Linked DNA regions of Homo sapiens: region 2 is linked to region 1. Evidence: chromatin contacts called from ENCODE Hi-C or POLR2A ChIA-PET data. All regions are on one chromosome and are shown on one strand. Each heading gives the region's core, a stretch centred on a gene start or an enhancer-like site at or near the end of the contact. The rest is flanking DNA. Distances are from core to core; before and after follow the strand shown.

Region 1 (3,914 bases), core at 1,156-3,655:
TTTTGATTAATGGTTTTTATTTTAAATTTACATTTCTTTTTTTTTTTAGCTGCAGTTCCACAAATTAAAAATGAAAATAAAGAAATACATTGCAGTGATGGTGAGTTGAGATTAAAGTGTTGTAGCAGCATAATAAACAATTAGGGAACAGCCTTACTTTGAAAAAAAATGCATCATTTTATTATATGTGGGTATCTTACGCTGATAATTGTTAAAGTAAATTTTAGAAGTTATTAGATTTCCAATGGAGTCAGTATCTATCACTTTTGCATAAGAACATAAAATATTACATTTTTTTTGTTTAAGGACAATGACTTCCAAACCCACTTTGAAGGGCTTTAGGAGTTGTAGGGCATTGCCTTGGAAGCCTTTCAGATGTAAGAGCTTGGCTTATCAGCTTTATATACTGATCTTTAGGGGTCTCACTACCTGGCAGTGATTTCTTTCTCACCAGATTGTTGCTGTAATGGTTAGTACTTGAGTAGAATTTTCTTTGTAACAGTTGAGAGTTTTTAAGCCAATTTTCAATTTTTTTAATTCATTTTTTAACCAAGACATAATACGAGAAACGTAAGTACTTTTAAGTTTGTATTAACTTTAAAAATGATTTTCTTCATTGTGGTCAGTATTATTATTACGATGGTCTTGCAAATATATCATCTTAGAGAGTCTAATTGATTTTTCCAAAGTCACAGGGTTATTAAATGCCTGAGCTGTATCACAAAGCTAGATCTTCAGATTCTCTGTTCAAAGCTCCTGAATTTAGGCCGGGCACAGTGGCATGCACCTATATGCCCAGTGCTTTGGGAGGCCAAGGCAGGGGGATCACTTGAGTCCAGGAGTTTGAGGTTACAGTGTGCTATGGTTGCATCTCTGTACTCCAGCCTGAGTGACATAGCAAGACACTGTCTCCAAAAGAAAAGAAAAAGAAAAACTCCTGAGTTTTCTTAATATTCTATAATATAGTGTAGAAAAATTGAGTTCTATATAGCAAGATTTTTCTTGATAATGTATACCTTAAAATATATATATACGTGTGTGTATGTATATGTATACATATAGCTGTATGTATTTGGTGCTAAAAATCAACTTAGAAAATTTAGTTTTCCACAAATAAAAAATCAATTTCAGTAAAACAGTAAAGCTGAAAAAAAGTATAGATTTAGATTTAATTTATTATATTATTTATTTATTTATTATAGATAGGATTTCACTTTGTTGTCCTTGCTGGAGTGCAGTGGCACCATCATAGCTCACTGCAACCTCGACTTCCTGGGCACAAGCAATCCTCCTCCTTCATCCTCCCAAGTAGCTAGGACTATAGGCATGAGCTACTACATCTGGACAATTTATGCAATTTTGTATAGAAAGGAGGTCTTGCTACATTGCCCAGGCTGGTCTTGAGTTCCTGATCTCAAGTGGTCCTCCCGCCTCAGCCTCTCAAAGTACTGGGATTACAGAAATGAGCCACCGTGGCTGGCCTAATTTATTATTAATAGACGTCTTTGAATTTAATAAAATCTAATTTTCATCTAAAATGCAATTTAATTCATTCATGATGTTTTATCACTATTGTTAAGGTCATGGTAGGCTGAGAGGTTATAATAATATAGTTTAATAGAATTAACGTATATAGCCAATTAAAGAAAATGGCATTTTAAATAAAGTATTGCTAATAGAGAACAAAGATAGCAAGTATTACTTATGCCATTCCTTCCCTGCACTCACCATCCAATCTCCTACCCCCAGAAAAATACATGCTACTCCATTCTCCTGGAAAACTGTTGTCTAGAGTATGGTGGGAAAAGGACTAGTGAGAAAACTAGGAGCAAAATTAGAGTGAACACTTGTTGAGGGTCCACTCTGTGCCAGGCCCAAGGCAAGATGCAACATCCAGAAAGCAACTTCGCCTCTTTGGGCTTCTATTTTCTCATTTGTAAAATGAAAGGATTGCATTGGATGATCTTACTTTTTTTTCCAGTTCCCATGTAATATGGTGTAGATGATGTGAATATGTTAGATAGGCACTTTAACTTCGTTCATGTTTTTATGCTGATAAAAATTAGTCCTGCCTGGATCTTTAGTAATTAATCTTCCTGCTTTTATGGTATAAAATAAGATTTAAAAATAATGTAAGGATGCCTCAGAACAGGTGGGATTATCTTTAAGAGTCTAGGCTCTTCTCATGTTCAATATGAGTTATGATTATTCCTCAAGAGAGCAATCAAATTCTGCAGTTAAAAGAAATCCATTAAAAGCGACCAAAACTTCAAACAGCTTTCCCATATATACTTGCCAAATAGGTTAAGCAGCCTGCTACCACCGTACCTCGTGCTGGGTTCTCCGTAGATCTCAGGTAAGCTGGCCTGAGACAAGTTGAGACTGGGATGGGAAAGATGCCAAGCAAACACCAGGTGTTTTTGGCGGCAACACTGATACTTCAGTGGAAGATGATGTCAGAACTAAATCAGCTTTCAGACAGGGGTTTAGGAGATAGTGCTCACACCAGAGATGGAGACTTTCTGATGAAACCAAAAATAAGCACTTGCTGAAGAGAACGATTGCACATTTATTTCCTGTCATCTAGGGCTGTTTCAGTTTCTAAGGAGGGCAGACCCCATTGAAAACCGTGACTATTAAGTGAAAGTATAAACTGCAGGGAAATTAACTCTCAGAGAATCTTTATAAAAATATATTCTATCAAGTTAAAGCACATCTTCTATGTTTTATTTTGAAAAAAGATCTTCCTCTTTGTTATTCACTTTGCTAGTTCTGAGCAGAAAAGTGCGACTGTTTCTATTCCCTTTGTGCCTGGGTAATGGTCATTTCCAAAGCACAGCCCATAACTCAACTCCAGCTTGTTTAATGTTATATTGGGTTTGCAGCCATTTGAATCAAACCTCATGATTAATAATATCCTGTTTTTATTGTGCTTATCTCGGGGTCTTTAACGGAGAAATTTCTGGAGAAAAAACTTTGATGAAAAAAGAATGTAGTATTAATAAGTGGTTGAATTTGAATTAAAAACTGTGGTCCTTTACAGAATGACTTCTAATAAAAACAATTTCTGCCTTCATTCTTTTTTCTTTTTTATTATAAGAAAATTTCAGGGGCTGTTAGGATCGTTGAAATTATAGATGCAGTCCACCTACATCTATCAGCCAGATACTATCTTTCATTGACCATTAGGTCAAATTACAAGTAAAATTAATGAAGCAGAGAGTTTACCCAATTCAGTGAGTTATTCAACCAACATTACTAGTAGTTTATTTTTTATTAAGATTTTTTATGAAATAAAATTACAGTATATCTATTGTATTATTATTGTTCATAATTTATACCTGAATTTGTTTTTCTTCCATAGCCTGAGAAAACTATAGAGTATAGGTCAGAAATATATAGGGTTTTTTTTTTCATTTTAATTGTATTAGTCCATAATGGGAGCTATACAGAGACCTAGTCCCCAGAACTAGAATGATGCATCCATATGGGTTGGTGGTACCCATCGTCATGGATTTGGTGGTGCACCTCCACGTCCATCAAAGAAAAATAAAAATTTTGGTCTTGTTGAAGCACAAAGACTGGGCAAAATGGGCAATGCAGCTGGAGAGCAAGACAAGGAAGGGATTGTGAAATGCCTTGTTTGCCTTATTGGGAGCTTGGACTTGACTCTGGAAATGATGAGAAACCACTAAAGAATGGAAGACAAATCAACAGATTTGATTTTAGGAAAATCAATATTATAGCTACGTAAAAGCAGGGGAAAAAACAACAGTTACTAAAATAATCTCCTTTCTCTAAGTTCAGTTTTATAGCTTTCTGTAGCAAATTCTGTGTTATCTTTTTTGTTGCCATGTTGTTAAATGTCACTGAACATTTTATGTAAGGCAACACCAAGATACTTCAATTTTACT
Region 2 (3,815 bases), core at 1,031-3,530, 110 kb after region 1:
GTTTTCAGAATATTCCTAGCATTTGGGAGGTACTGAAAAATGTCAACTATTCTTTAAAAATTATTATGATATTTTAACACCAATAATGCCTAACACTTCAACAGAGTATATACTTAATGTATTAAACTTAAATCCTTCTGGAGAGTCATATGTATATGGAGACATAAAGGTTAATTTATCATTCCTGAAATTGCATAGAAAGTATTTAGTAGATAGACATTTAATAAAGCAGTTTTCTGTAATCCTCATTACATGTAAAAATCAAAGAAAAGGAAAAAATGGTGGTAAGAAGAACAAATGACTCTGCATTCCTTTTGAAAATTTGGTATTTCTCTTCCAGTTGACATTGTACCCCTCAAAGTTATTGTATATTTTCTTTCCTTTCCTGGAGTTCATACTTTTCTCATCTCCTTTCCCTCCGATTTTCTTTTATCTCTTCCAGTTTCTCTCTCTTAATATACCTACATTTCTTTCTCTTTCTGTGTTCAATCAGTAAGAGCCATAAACTATATCATCTTTCATATTTTATATTAATAACTATTTCCACATACACAAACACATTCACAATTCTAACATCCCTGAAGTCATGAATATAAAATGCACTATATTCATCTCCTAAAAACAGAAATCCTTTCCCCTAAAATTAATATAACACCAGATACCATTATTAGCAGTACCACTAATCAAAGCCAGAATGGACAAAGTTTTTAAGTTTTTTCCTTTCTAACTCAAGAACTATCTGGGTGATATTTAGCTCCTCAGTTTTGAAGGGTAAACATATACTAGTAACATAAGCAAGATATTTAGGGTAAGGAGAGTGATTATCAGAGAAATAATTGCATATGTTCTCCAACAAGGAGAGAAATAACCACTCCATATTTGTTCATATGATGTGCTATGTTCACACTCAATTCCTGAAACGATGAACAAGGAAAAAAAAACAAAAAAATTATATTTTTCTACCACATTATTAATGTATCCACTCACACTAAAAGCTGAAGTGTTTTGCATGAATGTTGTTTTATCAGTAAAACAGGAAAGATCTTAAATGCATAGAGAATATTCATTTATTTTATAAACATTTGCTAAAGCTTGGGACCTACTTTCTACCTGAACTCTGTTAGTAACAAAAGATGAATACAATATTGCAAATGTGTCTTAAATACATTATTCCATTACATTGTTACACCAATCATGTGAGAAGAACTGTACACACCTCATCTAACAGATGAAGAAATTCAGGCAACAGCTAGAAAGAGGTGAAGACATTCACACGAAAAAGGCCATCAATCAAATCAAAGAAAAATAACTAATCTTCAAAATAATAAATTATCATCATACTGAAGTAGTTCTCTTGTATCTTAAATCCCTTGAGAGCAGGGAATAGATCTATTATACTTATGGACAGAGAACCTATGCATGTGTTAGGCTAATAAATATTTGAGGCTAACTGCCAATTTGTGGGGCTCCCAGTCTATTAATGCTTTGGTCTTACTGAAGTGTTCAATGTACTGTTTAAAAATAGGTAATGATTGAGTAATACTTAGATTTTTAATAAGTATAAGGTTTCATGGAACAGAGCTCATACTTGATTTTAGCATGAAATGTGTTATTTCAGAACATTACTTAATGTTGCTATTCTATTTGGTTGGCAGGAAGCCATGCCTTCATTATTCCACTAGATTTAAAGGATAAGGATGGTCTTACTATAATTTCTGAAATGGTGTGCCATAGCTGAATTTTAAAGTTACTTACAAACTTCACCAGCAGAAACAGAACCAAAGAAAGTTTTGCCATCTATTCCAGGCCAGTGGATTGTGCCTTGCCTTAGTTGTTCGGACAACAGGACGTGTGACTGGAGAGAAATAACCTGGCAGCCCCACAACTGCCAATATGGTGTCCTAACTAAGCCTCAACTCCAGCAGTGCCTGGGAGGAAGGAAGGTAGGTTCTGGATCTAGTGGGGGAAGCCTTTAATGTATGCCACCTGAAGTACTAAAAATCGTATAGTTGTATCTACTAGACCAATTCCTGCTGTCTCACAGCAGAGGAAAACTAACTGAATGCAATATGGCTTTTTGAATCATGTATAGATGTTATCATAGAATAGCCTGAACAATTCCCGCTCCAAATGTTCAGTTTTCTCCAAGTAACTCTGTTTGACAGATGGAGGATATTAAAGTCTTGTCCTATGCTGACCCGATTCCATGCTGTTTTCTCAGCACAAATTGGTAGGAGCTTGCCACGTCAACTGACAGTTGGCAGTTGAGAGCAGCTGGCCTTGTCAACTGCAGCTCTGGCAGGCACTGCTGTGAAAACAGACATCTGCAGCTCAGCACAGGAAATCAAAAGGTCCTGCATGTGAGACTCACTTCTAGAGCTTTCCAAGTGCATGGGATTGTTTTTACGCACTAACCTTACTGATCTTCTTTCATATTCCTGGGCAGGTCTCACATGGACCTCACTAGGCTGATTTTTCCTTTAGTGAGGCTTCTAAGCTGATTTCTGGGACATGCAGTGTCTTCTTGCTAGGCATGCTCTGACTAGGTAGAGTCTGGCAGAACTCTCGGATATGCAAAATGGGCACATAGACTGAGATGCTTGGTTAACATCAAGTAAGTAATCCTTAACCCAATTTTCAAAGTGCTTTTTATTAGATGGACATTTCCTTATACAGTTTGTAAGCTCTCACACATGAGCAAGACTGATTTCAAAAGCTGATTTTCACAAAGCTCTATTAAAACACATAGAAAAAAAGGCCTGGGCAGAAGGTATGCCAATTTACTAGCAAATAGTTAAAGAAGAATAACAGGAGCTGAGGGGCAGGACAGAAAGATGGACATCTTCTTCATGGTGATTTCAATATAAATGTTCCAATTTTCATGATTGAGAATGTCTCTAAAGATCAATCAGTAGTGTTAGTTCCTTTTTTTAAAAAAAGAAGGGAAGAAAATCATTTAGGAACTTATGTTGCAGTGTTATTAATTGAGCATTGATTTTGTGCAAGAAACTGTGTTTCTTGCTAAATTTGTTACACTTTAAATCCCACCAGACTGTAAGCTTCAAAAGGGCAGGGAATGTGTTTAATCCACCGCCATAATCTCATTGTTGAGCATAATTTTTGACGCAGAATAGTAACTTAATAAATATTTATCAAGTAAATGAATAAATTAAAAGTGTATTTATTCCTAATTGCAGCTAAGGTAGATATTATCATATCTTTTTTCTGCTTAAGATAAGTAAAGCTCAGAGAGATTGAGTAATTCACTGATGATCATACATGTATGGGTGTGGCTACTCCACAGGCATTTTTTTTTTTTTTGTCTCACACTGTCACCCAGGCTGGAGTGCAATGGCGTGATCTCAGCTCAATGCAACCTCCACCTCCTAGGTTCAAGCGCGTCTCCTGCCTCAGCCTCCCGAGTAGCTGGGATTACAGGCGCCTGCCACCACGCCTGGCTAATTTTTTGTAATTATAGTAGAGACGGGGTTTCACTATGTTGGCCAGGGCTGGTCTCGAACTCCTGACCTCAAGTGATCCACCCGCCTCGGCCTCCCTAAGTGCTGGGATTACAGGTGTGAGCCACCATGCCCAGCCCTCCACAGGCATTTTAAACCATCACCTTGGATAATCCAGCCTCCATATCCTATAAATGTTGCACTGGGAGCAATGACAATAGCTGTTGCCACACAGCCAGACTTCTCTAAGCTCAGAATACCATTCTGACCTCAGAATTTAGGGTGTTCAGAAAAATTCCAAGAAACTGTCACAGTCTATTAACCTGAAAAGCAGTAGATGTTCATTTAAGTTCATCA

What was found. Hi-C counts contacts between places; a loop is a spot of excess contacts on that map. ChIA-PET counts read pairs that join two places held with the same protein, here RNA polymerase II (POLR2A).
Region 2: a map of OCI-LY7 shows a loop between it and region 1 (2.2-fold over the local background). The contact joins two enhancer-like sites. A Hi-C loop is called at or near these places in 1 of 168 maps with a recorded cell type or tissue (OCI-LY7). POLR2A ChIA-PET finds 5 or more read pairs at or near these places in 1 of 52 experiments (OCI-LY7).

Annotation. Positions count from the first base shown.
Region 1 is chr7:121,135,991-121,139,904 of GRCh38, forward strand. It overlaps CPED1 (cadherin like and PC-esterase domain containing 1), which reads left to right. Exons shown (of 23, transcript NM_024913.5): 14 at 50-100. Among named protein-coding and RNA genes, the nearest start is that of CPED1, 150 kb to the left of the region's middle. RefSeq lists an enhancer at 2,555-2,664. Within about 2 kb of position 2,406, at least 3 of the 41 ENCODE cell types and tissues checked have a DNase peak (open chromatin) inside an H3K27ac peak, as active enhancers do; they include OCI-LY7, where a contact is called at or near this core.
Region 2 is chr7:121,242,396-121,246,210 of GRCh38, forward strand. It overlaps CPED1 (cadherin like and PC-esterase domain containing 1), which reads left to right. Exons shown (of 23, transcript NM_024913.5): 18 at 1,807-1,943. All of the region lies in intron 1 of LOC124901735 (a long non-coding RNA gene), which reads right to left. Among named protein-coding and RNA genes, the nearest start is that of WNT16, 85 kb to the right of the region's middle. Within about 2 kb of position 2,281, at least 3 of the 41 ENCODE cell types and tissues checked have a DNase peak (open chromatin) inside an H3K27ac peak, as active enhancers do; they include OCI-LY7, where a contact is called at or near this core.